Regions from separate parts of the Homo sapiens genome. Here regions 1 and 3 are each linked to region 2. A link is a contact called in ENCODE Hi-C or POLR2A ChIA-PET data. All regions are on one chromosome and are shown on one strand. Each heading gives the region's core, a stretch centred on a gene start or an enhancer-like site at or near the end of the contact. The rest is flanking DNA. Distances are from core to core; before and after follow the strand shown.

Region 1 (4,328 bases), core at 1,081-3,580, 1.4 Mb before region 2:
CAGGTGGGTGGATCACAAGGTCAGGAGATCAAGAACATCTTGGCCAACATGGTGAAACCTCGTCTCTACTAAAAATACAAAAATTAGCTGGGCATGGTGGCATGTGCCTGTAGTCCCAGTTACTCAGAAGGCTGAGGCAGGAGAATAGCTTGAACCCAGGAGACAGAGGTTGCAGTGAGCCAAGATTGCACCACTGCACTCCTACCTGGGCAGCAAGAGTGAAACTCCATCTCAAAAAAAGAAAAAAAATAAGTATAACAGAAAGTCAATGGTGGAATGAAAATGAAATAATCAGAATTATTGAATTAATCCAAACGAAGGCAGGAAAGGAGGAACAGAGGAACCGAAAAGGTTAAAGCAAATAAAACCCAAATTGCAAAATAATAGATCTAAATCCAACCACATCATTATTACATTAAATGTAAATGGACCCCAAACTCCAATTAAAAGGCATTTACAGGCCAGGTGCAGTACCTCACACCTGTAATCCCAGCACTTTGGGAGGCCGAGGCGGGTGGATCATCTGAGGTCAGGAGTTCGAGACCAGCCTGGCCAATGTGGTGAAACCCTATCTCTACTAAAAAATACAAAAATTAGCCGTGCATGGTGGCAGGCACCTGTAATTACAGCTATTCTTTCTTTAAAGCGGAGAAGGCATCAGGGAAGAGGGTTGTAGGTGGTGAAGCAAATGGTTACATTTTTGCTAGACTTTAGGTAGTGCCCAGTAACTCTATGCTATGCATAAGATAAGGTGAATATTCAAAGAAAATGGAGTAAAGGAAGTTAATTATACAGATATCTCAGGTGAAGGAATGATTGATCTTATCCTTGTTCTGCATCTGGGAAGATAAGCTTGTAACTGAATTTATCCATGTGAAATTTAACAGACTTTAGTTGTACCAGTTTGATTTAGGTTGCAGACTTAAAGTTATACAATTGACACGTCCTTGTTTTATGGAAGGATATACATCTTGAAAGGTTTAAGGGCCAGTAAAGAATTTACTATGATTAATTTGTTGAGGACAGTCATCCTGAGACTGAGATGCATAAGGCTTTTTTTTGCATTTTGAGGAGGGTCTGGCTAACATATAAAGTTTTAATACAACTATGGGAAGTAACAGCTATCCATTTGGGAAAAGCATTGTAGTGTTGAGTGACTTCAGTCTCCAGGCTTAACTCTCCCTTTGACATAACAAGTTGGGGGTGGGGGGTGGTTCTGAGATTTTTATTTTCCTTTACAGGGTCAAAGAGGAAATCATAAAGGAAATTAAAAACTATTTTCAGCTGAAGGAAAACAAAAGCACAGTAGCAGGCCAGGCAAGGTGGCTTATGCTTGTAATCCCAGAATTTTGGGATGCTGAAGCAGGACGACTGCTTGAGACCAGGAGCTCAAGACCAATCTGGGCAACAGTGAGATCCCATCTCTACAAAAAATTTAAATTTAAAAATTAACAGGATGTGGTCGTGCACACCTGCAGTTCCAGCTACTGTGTCTTCTACAGTTTAAAGCTGAGAAGATCCCTTGAGCTTAGGAGGTTGAGACTGCAGTGAGCTATGATTGTGTCACTGCACTCCAGCCTGGATAACAAAGTGAGACCCTGTCTCAAAAATAACAACCACCAAGAAAAAAAAAAAGGAGAATTCAGCTAAAGCAGTGCTTAGAGGGCAATTTATAGCCTTAAAATACTAGCATTGGAAAAGCAGAAAGATCCAGAATCAATCATCTTCTACTCTAAGCAACTAGAAAAAGAAGAGGAAATCAAAACTCAAGTGAGCAATAAAGAGCAAAATAAGGCAATGGACCAGAAAACAGAAAATCAATGGAACCAAAACATGACATTTTGAAAAGATTTAAAAATTGATAAACTTCTAGCTAGATTAGTCAGAAAAAGAAAACATACAAACTGCCACTATCAAGAATATCTGAACAAAGACAAGGTCCCTGCCCTCCTGGACGTCTACTGGAGGAAAGAAATGTCATACAATTAAATCTATAGTTACAGATTATGGTAAACTCTGAGAGAGAATTCTGTCAGGGAGAAGCCGCTTTTGGTTGCAGGAGGGCACCTCTTTGAAAATTACTCACCTTCCCGCCCTCCACTGGGAGTAAAGCGAGCTGTGCCCAGCTTCTCCCCGCGCTCACGGAAGCAGGTGGCGGCCCCACCCCACCTGACCCCTCAAAAGCCCCGCCCCCTGTTCACTCCCACGTGCCCCGCTGCCGCCGCCGCCGCCGCCACGACCCTTCTGCGCAGGCGCGGGGGTGGTGCCTGGCGGAGGCGCGAGGTGGGGCGCGGCCGGCGGCGAGGCGGGACAACCGCTGGGCGGGCGCCAAGCGTGCCCGTGCGCTGGTGAGGTGGCGTCCGTTCTACCCGGTCGCTCCCGTTCCGCGCCATGCAGAGCCCAGTCTCTGGCACCTGGCTGCTCTGATCTGGTCTCAGCGCGGAGGGAGCAGAGGGAGTCCATGGAGGATCCCTCCGAGCCCGACCGGTTGGCGTCCGCGGACGGCGGGAGCCCGGAGGAGGAGGAGGATGGGGAGCGGGAGCCGCTGCTACCGCGGATCGCCTGGGCCCACCCGCGGAGAGGCGCCCCAGGCAGCGCCGTGAGGCTGCTGGACGCTGCCGGGGAGGAGGGCGAGGCCGGCGACGAGGAGCTGCCCCTCCCGCCCGGGGACGTGGGGGTCTCCCGGAGTTCGTCCGCCGAGCTGGACCGGAGCCGCCCCGCGGTTTCAGGTGCGACCCGGCCCTGCCCCACTCCCCGCGCCCCTCCGGGCGGCTGCCCCTGTCGCCCGGCTCGGTCCTGTCTCCCGCGCGCGCTGGCCGAGGTGGACGGGCTTTCCCCGCTCGCTGGGCAGCAGCTCCCGAGCTCGGACCGGCGCCAGCCGCAGCCGCACCGCGGGCACCTAGCTTGCTCGCTCTTTCTCCGGGAGCTCCCTCTCCTAAGGCCAGTGGTTGTCATTAAACCGATTCTTTAGACCTCCCCGCAAAGTGAGTCAAAACTTCTAGAAACCGACACTGGGGAGAGGTTAACGCTGTAAAATGACGTAAGTCCTTGCTCAAGTTTGGACTTGACTTTTGAATTAAGAACCTTGAACTCTCAGGAAAGTTCCCGGAGTGGTGAATTTGCAAAGTGGATGACAGGAGAGAGATGGACAGCCAGAATATCCAGTTGCCACTGGGGCACGTTTCAAAACCTTTTTCTATTAAATGTTGTTATTATGAAGTTAGCCACAGGGGGCAAAAGCAGTTGAAAGTCTGTTCCTGCCCTCTTACAGTTTAGTTTCTCTTTCTTGATTTACTTCTAATACATAAGAAAACCAAAACGAAAAACCTCTTTTCGCTATTAAGCGGACTGATAACCTCAGGCGAAACAGGGCAGTTGAAATGATGTTGAAGGTTAAATTTAGGTATGCTGTGCAGGCCTGGATATTTATTAATAAAGTGAGTTTTTCTGGCGTGTTGAATGGAGTTAGACAAATGTGATGGAAATAGCAAGAGACTTGTAAGACTCTCAGCTAGAGGTGAGACAGACTTGTTTGTAAAAAGGCGATGGTACACCTCCCTGCTGGTTGTGAGGATGGATTAAATGAGATGTTGTGCACCCGGTTGGTTTATCGCTTCACACATGACAACTTAAAAACCACAGAAAATGGAAGTTTCTTTAACACTGCTTAGTTTTTTTTGGAATTGTTAGATTTTAAATGTACTGTTAGTGGTACACTAATGTGTCCTTTACAGTTTAAAGAATTTTGGATAGAATCGGTCACTCAAGTTCTAGCTAGAGGCTACATTCAGGCATATTCTAGAGTAAATAAATCAGAGAATCCCAAGGGGAGCAGTTTGTCTGATTGTTTAAGCTTTAACCAACGTCTGCTCCCGTTATAATGTTACCTGATGGATGCATTGACGTTTAACCAAACAACGTGAAGCTGAAACCAGATCACAAACGGGTCTGCATTTGCCTAGCTACATTGGCAATTTGGGTATATGTTACTTAGAATTTAGTCTGTAAAATAGCTAGCTTGCCTTTTTCTGTCCCTTACCTTGTGTAAGCTACCTTGTGTACCTGGGTTTTTAAAAGAGCCTAAAGCCTTCAAAATGCACTTGTTCTGTGAAAGTGAGGTGTTTTATAAACAAACAGTATTAAGGCTAGAAAAAAATCAAAGCGAGAGGTCAACGAGATGGCAGGCCTGTAATCCCATCCCAGCATTTTGGGAGGTCTAGGCAGGAGAATAGCTTGAGGCTGGAAGTTCGAGACCCACCTGGGCAACATAGCGAGATCCCCATCTCTATAAAAAATAAACAACAACAACAACAAAAATTCAAAGTGAG
Region 2 (4,100 bases), core at 1,013-3,512:
TTGCCATTTCTTGCCTAGAGCAGGTGTTCTGAAAAGTTTTGCTAAATCGAATTGGAAATAGAGAACAAAGACCATTCTGTAATTAAATTATACTCCGACACATCTGCTTCTATGTATGTAAAAAACAATTTAAAGATATTAGGATTAAGGGACTTTTTTTTTTTTTGCTTGGACATGCTTTCCGAATTAGAGCCAAACTTCGTAATTGTTGCTTTAAGCTTATAATTGTTCTCTTCTTTAACAAAATTATTTAAGTCTCCATCTGTGCAAGGAATAGTTCTGGGCACTTTCACATATGTTGCTATGTTTATTTAGTTACTTTCCATTCCCTTGTCAATAGTACTGGGCATTATTTTTATTTAATTATCACAGTTTCAATATTTAATTTATTAATATATATTAATAGTCTAATACTTGGTACATTTGTTCCTCATACTGTCTCCTTAGTTGGATATTTTACACTCTTGATACAGAGAAGAAAATGAAACTGATAGGGAAAGAGACTCATGCAATTCCCAGGGTACATACTAGGAAGGAAGCCAGAATGTTTTCTGACTCCAGGCACTATCTATGCCTTTTCTTCTGCTCTACAGCTTCATCCTTCCCTTCAACGCTCTACTAATCTTTTCAGCTGAAGCATCTTTATCTCTTTGGCAGCTAATCACTCCACTTCTTTCAATCTCAAAGGGACTGTTATGGTAGTGCTCTCTCTCCTCTCTCTGCCTCTTCTTTCTCTCTGTTCAAAGTGAGGTTTGTGGTGGGAATTCATGGATGGGTGGACAGTTGAGATGGAAGGACTATAAAGAGTTGACAATATCTACTTATCTGCAGCTTTGAGAAATTCTGAGTTGTGAGAGAATGTTTTGTAGAGAAACTGCACTTTAGAGAGTCTGTCATTAATTGCCTTTAAGTGCTTTGTTTCTTTCCTGGCTGCCTCTTTCTAAACTTGGTTTGATAAACCAACTTTACCAAATTATTTAGAATTTGTACTTATCATCCCAGTATTCTGGATGGTGGTGTTATAAATGTCAGAGTGCTGTGCATAGAGGCCCGGGTCCAGTCCCTTTGAATTCATATTATTTCCTGCTTTAGTCCTTTGCTATTCAGAATGTAGTCTTTGGACCATCGGCATCATAATTTCTTGGACTTGTCAGAAATGCGGTTTACCAGTTCTCACCAGAGTCCTATTGAATTAGAATCTACATTTGATTGAATGAGATCTCTTTGTTTCTAGTTAGTCTAGAGTAGCTTTTGCAGCAATCTTGGTTTGTTTTCTTAAAATCCTACTTCTGCTTTGCTTAAAATATGCATATACACATTTGAACTCAATTTTGATTATTTTTGTGAGGTTATTCTAATGTATTTTTCACTAGGCCTTTTTTGGGGGGGGAAGGGAGGTGCCGTTGGCCTTTGGGGATGTCATTCAATAATTTAAGTCAGTTACTTTTAGTTCTGCTAAAAATCTTTTGTGCATTTCCTTGAAGGCAAGAACCATATTTTATTAAACCTTTGTGCCCACACAGTTCCTTTTATGTAAATGTTCAATAAGTTGAAAGCTGAATGAATTATGAATAAATGCTTGAATGAATGAATATACGGAAGAGGATGAATCTAGACGGTAAATTCCTGGAAGACTTGGACAATGTCTTATTCATCCTTGAATTGCTAATGCTTTGCAGAAAACCTACAAATAATGCCTGTTGGTTAATTTGTAGTTGTTAGATGAGACGAGATTGTCTACTTATTCCTGGTATAAGACTCTAGAGAATAGAAACGAGAGAAAATGAAGTAAAATGGAGTGCTATGGTACAGTGCTAGGCACCTTCACGATTTTTACCTCAGCTAATCATCACAACATCCTGCAAACTGGGTGTTATTTTACAGAGGCGGAAACTGTAACACGTTTACGCAGGTAGTGTCAGAGCCTAACAATTCGTGGTTGTAATTCGCAGTATCATTGCGTGCCACAGTCCTGTTTCTGCAGAAATTGAGAGGTGGAAGAGAATGATCCTTTATATAGTAAAACGCACAATTCTCCGTGTCCCCCTTGTGCATCAGAGGCGCTGTGGCTCTGAAAGAATGAGCTTTCTTGCCTTTCAACCATAGACAAGGCAGGAACAACGGTGTGAAAAGCGTCCTCCCCGCCCCGGTCTTTTTCCGCCGGCGGAACGCAGATGCTGTGGCCTTCAGGCGCTGAGGGGACCAGAGAGGGACGGACACAAGGCTCGGCAGTTGCCTGGTAACGCCCGCTGGAGGAGTCCCAGTGTAATAAGGTCCCGGAGAAGTGTCACTGGCCCTGAGTGGGACCCGGTAGCCCGTTCGCTCCGCGCCGGCGGCCTGTCCCCGCGGCTTGGCGGGCTAGGGCAGGGGAAATGTTGCAGGAGGAGTCGGACCTCTCTCTCATTATTGCCCAGATAGTCCAAAAGCTCAAGGGCTCCAATTTGTACTCTCAGCTGGAACGGCAGGCCTGGGTAAGTGAGGCCGAGTGGGAAGGGATGCAGACGGGCGGGGCCGCGGCGATGTCTCTTCTTCACCCTCCTCACCCAAGCCAGAGCTCGCCTCTGACCTCTCCAGCTCCGCTCTGGTGCTCAAAAAACAAACAGACAAAAACAAAAACAAAAACAAAAACAAAAACAAAACAAAACAAAAAAACCCCACCTCCCTGTCCGGTGCAAGCTGTGCTGCCTCAGCCCCAGGCGTGGTTAATAGATTTTTAAAGAAGGGTGGGGCGCATCACACCTTTTTTTCAGACCAGAGAAACGCTTACTCATTTATCTATTCCTGTAGTCATTTACAGGGTCTAATTTTTTAAGCTGCTGGACTCACTGAAGGTAGCTTGGACCATGCCTTCCCTCACTTTTTCCGTCCTGTGGGTGGACTTGGGCCCCCAAGTACCTTTCTGCTTTCTCGTCAATGTATCACTTTCTTGCAGTTTACCCTCCCTGCAATTATTCCTCGTCTATCCGTCCACCACCTAGCATTTATTGGATATTTTATAACATGCTAGGCACTGAGGATGCACAGATTGATTGAGATCCTTGCCTTTTTGTGACTCATATAAATGAAATCATACAGTTTGTACATTTTGTGCCTGCTTTCTGGCATTAACACAGTGCTTTTGAGATTCATCCATTTTGTTGATATTTCAGTAGTTCTGTTCCTTTTTATTGCTGAGTAATATTTCAGTGTTTGAATGTACAATGGCTTGTTTATTCATCATTGTGTGAAGGGCATTGGGTTGCTTTCTGGTTTTAGAGATTATAAGTAAAGCTGATATATACATTCTAGTATACGATTTTGCTTGGATATTTGTTTCTTTTTTTCTTGGATAAATACCTAGGATTGGAATTGCTGACTTGTATGGTAAGTGTAATGTTTCATTCTATGAGAAACTGTCACACTTTTCCAAAGTGGCTGTATCATTTTCCATTCCCACAAGCAATTCTGAGAGTTCCAATTGTTTTGCGTCCTTGATAGCGCTTGATGCTGCCAGTCTTTTATTTATTTTTATTAATTAATTATACTTCTCTAGTAGAAGTGTAATAGTATCTTATTGTAGCTTTTATTGCATTTCCCTAATGACTAATGATATTAAGCATTTTCTTATGTGCTTATATCTTTTTTGGTGAGGTAGTCTTCAAATCTTCTGCCCATTAAAAAAAAAATAGTGTTGTCTTCTTATTGTTGAGTTGTAAGGATTCTTTCTATATGATGTAAGTCTTTATCAGATGTGCGTCTTGCAAATATTTTCTCCCAGTCTGTGGATTATCTTTTTTTTTTGAGACGGAGTCTTCCTCTGTCACCCTGGCTGGAGTGCAGTGGTGTGATCTCGGCTCACTACAACCTCTGCCTCCCAGGTTCAAGTGATCCTCCCGCCTTCGCCTCCTGAATAGCTGGGATTACAGGCATCCACCACCATGCCCAGCTAATTTTTTATGTTTCCAGTAGAGATGGGGTTTCACCATGTTGGCCAGGCTGGTCTTGAACTCCTGATCTCAAGTGATCTGCCTGCCTCAGGCTCCCAAAGTGCTGGGATTACAGACGTGAGCCACCACACCCTGCCCAGTCTGTGGATTATCTTTTCATTTTCTCAACTGGGT
Region 3 (4,022 bases), core at 6-2,505, 1.3 Mb before region 2:
GTATGTTTCTGCATTTGTTTATTCTTTGATTTTTTTTTTTTTTTTTTAAGACGGAGTCTCACTCTGTCACCCAGGCTGGAGTGCAGTGGCACAATCTCGGCTCACTGCAAGCTCCGCCTTCCGGGTTCACGCCATTCTCCTGCCTCAGCCTCCCGAGTAGCTGGGACTACAGGTGCCCGCCACCACGCCTGGCTAATTTTTTTGTTTTTGTATTTTTAGTATTTTTAGTAGAGACGGGGTTTCACGGTGTTAGCCAGGATGGTCTCGATCTCCTGACCTTGTGATCCACCTGCCTTGGCCTCCCAAAATTCTGGGATTATAGGCGTGAGCCACCGTGCCCGGCTATTCTTTGATTTTTAAAAAACTTTAAAAATTGCTTATTTATTTTAGAGATGTCGTCTCGCTTTGTTGCCCGGGCTGGTTTCGAACTCCTGGATTCAAGCAATCCTCCCTCCTTGGCCCCCCAAAGTGCTGGGATTACAGGTGTGAGCCACTGCACTCAGCCTTGATTTTTTTTAATCAAGCATTTTGGAGTTTTTAGCATACATAAAGCTCTGTACATATTTCGTTAGATTTACACCTATTTCATTTATTTGAGTGATTGTAAGTGGTATTCTATTTTTTAGTGTTCTTGTGATCATTGCTAGTATTTAGAAATCCAGTTGATGTTTGTGTGTTTATCTCATATCCTGCAACCTTGCTGAACTCAGTTTAAACCGGAGGTGTTTTCCTGATAGATTCTTTCGGATTTTTAAAATGTGGACAATCATGTCATCTGCAAATCAGGACGGTTTTCTTTCTTTCTTATGTATAAATGTCAATGAGTATGCAACTATGATGTGCAACTTTCAGCATTGTCCAAAAGTTACAGAGGATGATGCAGTGACTGTGACTTTGAAAAACAAAGAATGATCCTTAAATCACAGCTGCTGCAGCCATTTCAGCTATTTGGCAGAGGTGGTAATGCTGCCTTTTGGACCTACAATACAACCAAGTCTTTGTTCGAATCATCTCACTTCCTGGCTATATTCTTAAGAAAGGAGGGTGCTTCATGCGCTGAGCTCATGGCACAGGTCCCGCAAGTGACCTGCGAGCCCCACCGCTAGGGGCCGCTTAGGTGCAGCCCCCAGGTGGGCGGGGACTGCGTTTCGGGGCGTGGCCTCCGCCGCGGCAGCCCCCGCCCAAGCTCCTCCTAAGCGCCTGGGGGCGCTGTGGGTCGCTTTGGGTCGCGGGGGCGCTCTTTCTCAGCATTCTTGTTTCGTACTGAGGCTTTCGGGACGGCGGCGGGAAGATGGCGGCCTCCAGGAATGGGTTTGAAGCCGTGGAGGCAGAGGGCAGCGCAGGGTGCCGGGGAAGCTCGGGAATGGAGGTGGTGCTTCCTTTGGATCCTGCCGTCCCCGCCCCGCTGTGCCCTCACGGTGGGTCAGAGTCTGGGCTCAGCCTAACTGCCGGGCGCTGAGGGTGTGAGTTGGCTTGGAAGTGGCTTTTGGGGCTCCTGTATTTTTACCCGCCTCTTTCCCTCACCAGTGTGCTGCCTAGAAAATACTCCTTCCTCGGAACGCGGTGTTTTTCAACTTACTTGAGAAACATTCAGAGCAAGTCTCCACTCTTGTGGTTTTGGCTCCAGGACTATTTCATCTCTTTTGGGGGGAAGGGGCAGAAAAGTAGGCAAAGAGAAGAATGCATGGTATTGAATAGTTCTCGTTGACAAGTACTTGGGGATTTCATTTGTTGATTTGCTCTCCCTTCAAAAATAAAAAATTAGGGAGAAAAACAGTGTAATTCTTGCCTGCGAACTAGACTCAGTTTTTCTCTAACTTACAGAAAGTGGGCGTTTCCAGCTCAAAGCTCAGGTTTTCACTGCAAGGGTAACCGCGCAAGAGATGTCAAAGTCCTCAATTCTCTGAGTCCCTTCCTTGTTTTAGTCTCAGGTTTGTAATATTCACAACGTAGACAGCAACTGTACCGACAATAGCATTTTCTTTCTGAAGAGACCGGTTTTCAAAAATTATTTATAAGTAGTCACTGCCGGAATGTTGTAACAGAGAGAAAAGAAACATTCATTAAACACAGAGAAGCCGGCGTGGTGGCGTGCACCTGTAGTTCCAGCACTTGGGGGGCCGAGGCGGGCTGATCGCTTGAGCCCAGGAGTTTGAGACTAGCCCGGGCAAAAATGATGACACTCCGTCTACAAAAAAAGAAAAACAGCTGGGGACACGCAACTGTAGTCCCAGCTACTCGGGATGCTGAGGCGGGAGAATCGCTTGAGGCTAGGAAGCAGGATCTCAGTGAGCCATGATTGTGCCAGTGCGCTTCAGCCTGGGCGACAGAGGGAGACCCTGTCTCAAGAAAACAAAACAAAAAACCCTAACAAAACAAAAAACAACCAACCAAAGAGATGGATTTAATTATGATAAATTGTGCCTAAAGCTCAAACAAATTTTATTTAAGGGCAGCGAAAACTAAGAACTTGACGTAGATGACCATTACTTGACACTTTTTTTTTTTTTTTCTATTCTGGAACTAGGACCCACTCTTCTGTTTGTAAAGGTGACCCAAGGGAAAGAAGAAACTCGGAGGTTTTATGCCTGTTCAGCCTGTAGAGATAGAAAAGACTGTAATTTTTTTCAGTGGGAAGATGAAAAGGTATATCAACTTTTTGGATATTTATTTTTTATTTTTGGTATGTGTGACAATTTTGTTGAGAACGTGTAAACCAATAAAAATATGCGGTCTGAACATACAAGATAAATCTCTTAAGAGAGATGGAGATACTATGTTTGTTGGTTCAGAAAATGAGTTCATGTTTACTCTGATTACTGATATCTTAAACTACTGTCTCAAAGTCTTATTTCCCCATAAGACTCTCTGAGGTGGTAATATTGGGTGGGGCTGATCTTCTGTGTGTTAGCTTGGGCTTCTGTAACAGAAGTACCATAGGCTGTGTGGCTTAAACGACAGACATCTGTTTCTTACAGTTCTGGAGACTGGGAAGTCCAGGATCAAGATGCTGGCAGATCTAGTGTCTGGTGTAGGTCCTGTCCTCTTCCTGATTTGCAGAGGGTCATCCTTTCTTTATATCCTCATTTCCCAGAGAGAGGAAGCAAGCACTGTCTGTCTTAGAAGGACACTAATCTCATTCCTGAGGGCTCTACCCTCTTGACGTAATTACCTCTCAAAGGCGCCTCATTTAAATACCATCACATTGGGGTTAAGGCTTCAACATACGAATTTTAGGGGGCACAAACATTCAGTCGATAGCACCGTTGGCAGATACAGATTGCTCACTAAAGAGAAATCATGATCATTCCAGAAAGTGTTAAAAAACACTTTTTTTGAACATTTGCATTGAACATCCCTTATACAGCTATTAGATGACCAATGAAGGCACTTAGAGATATAGTCATGAGCTTGGTATCCTCTTGAACTCGGCTCCAGTTGAAGTTTCTGAAAACTTTGACCAGAGAATTTTCAGTTTTGTTAGGTTTATGGTAAAACAGTATTATATACCACTCTTCTGCAGACCCATTAAGGTGAATACTTGGTTTGTGTCCACCTTTTTGCTATTGTGGATGATGCTACAGTGAACATATGTTAATCTCTCAGTGCTTTAATATGCTGGATATTGCTTCAAGCTGCTCTAGAATTTTCCCAGTTTTCGCTGTTTTGTTTTCTCCTGAAATGAATGCCTGTTGAGTTGGTTGAATTTCTGACTTCTTGATGTCAGAATGTGATGCCAGTTCTTCTAGGATGATAGATATTTCACAGTTTATTCAATGGGTTTTGTACTCTCTTTCAGTTGTCAGGAGCTAGACTTGCTGCCCGAGAAGCTCATAACCGAAGATGTCAGCCTCCCCTGTCCCGAACGCAGTGTGTGGAAAGGTACTGATGCAGTGTCATTTTTCTTTATTAGTTTAGCTGTCATTTTTTTTGTTATTGCCTTTTTCTGTGCCTTTAAGTTTACTTTCATTTATTTATTTTTATTGTAGTTACATATATAATATAAAATTTGCCATTTTAAT

Evidence for each region. A loop is a pair of places that touch in the nucleus more often than their neighbours do. ChIA-PET counts read pairs that join two places held with the same protein, here RNA polymerase II (POLR2A). Pooled maps may share reads with other maps.
Region 1: a loop to region 2 is called in a map of CD8-positive, alpha-beta T cell, with 9 times the contacts of the local background. The contact joins the promoter of PI4K2B here to the promoter of TBC1D19 in region 2. A Hi-C loop is called at or near these places in 5 of 168 maps with a recorded cell type or tissue (CD4-positive, alpha-beta memory T cell, CD8-positive, alpha-beta T cell and naive thymus-derived CD4-positive, alpha-beta T cell) and 8 of 50 pooled maps.
Region 3: a map of B cell shows a loop between it and region 2 (16-fold over the local background). The contact joins the promoter of ZCCHC4 here to the promoter of TBC1D19 in region 2. A Hi-C loop is called at or near these places in 4 of 168 maps with a recorded cell type or tissue (B cell, CD4-positive, alpha-beta T cell, CD8-positive, alpha-beta T cell and 1 more), 1 of 37 single-sample maps with no recorded cell type and 10 of 50 pooled maps. POLR2A ChIA-PET finds 5 or more read pairs at or near these places in 1 of 52 experiments (CD4-positive, alpha-beta memory T cell).

What each region holds. Positions count from the first base shown.
Region 1 is chr4:25,231,703-25,236,030 of GRCh38, forward strand. PI4K2B (phosphatidylinositol 4-kinase type 2 beta) reads left to right here and starts at 2,331. Exons shown (of 10, transcript NM_018323.4): 1 at 2,331-2,729. The coding sequence starts at 2,462. LOC105374535 (a long non-coding RNA gene) reads right to left here and starts at 2,163. Exons shown (of 4, transcript XR_925490.3): 1 at 2,087-2,163. RefSeq lists silencers at 2,121-2,430, 2,531-2,770, 2,811-2,870 and enhancers at 2,157-2,658, 2,659-3,158, 3,091-3,220.
Region 2 is chr4:26,581,822-26,585,921 of GRCh38, forward strand. It overlaps TBC1D19 (TBC1 domain family member 19), which reads left to right and starts at 2,263. Exons shown (of 21, transcript NM_018317.4): 1 at 2,263-2,471. The coding sequence starts at 2,373. RefSeq lists an enhancer at 2,491-2,580.
Region 3 is chr4:25,311,519-25,315,540 of GRCh38, forward strand. ZCCHC4 (zinc finger CCHC-type containing 4) reads left to right here and starts at 1,256. Exons shown (of 13, transcript NM_024936.3): 1 at 1,256-1,418; 2 at 2,528-2,646; 3 at 3,800-3,882. The coding sequence starts at 1,292. RefSeq lists enhancers at 910-1,786, 1,315-1,374 and silencers at 1,035-1,104, 1,112-1,316.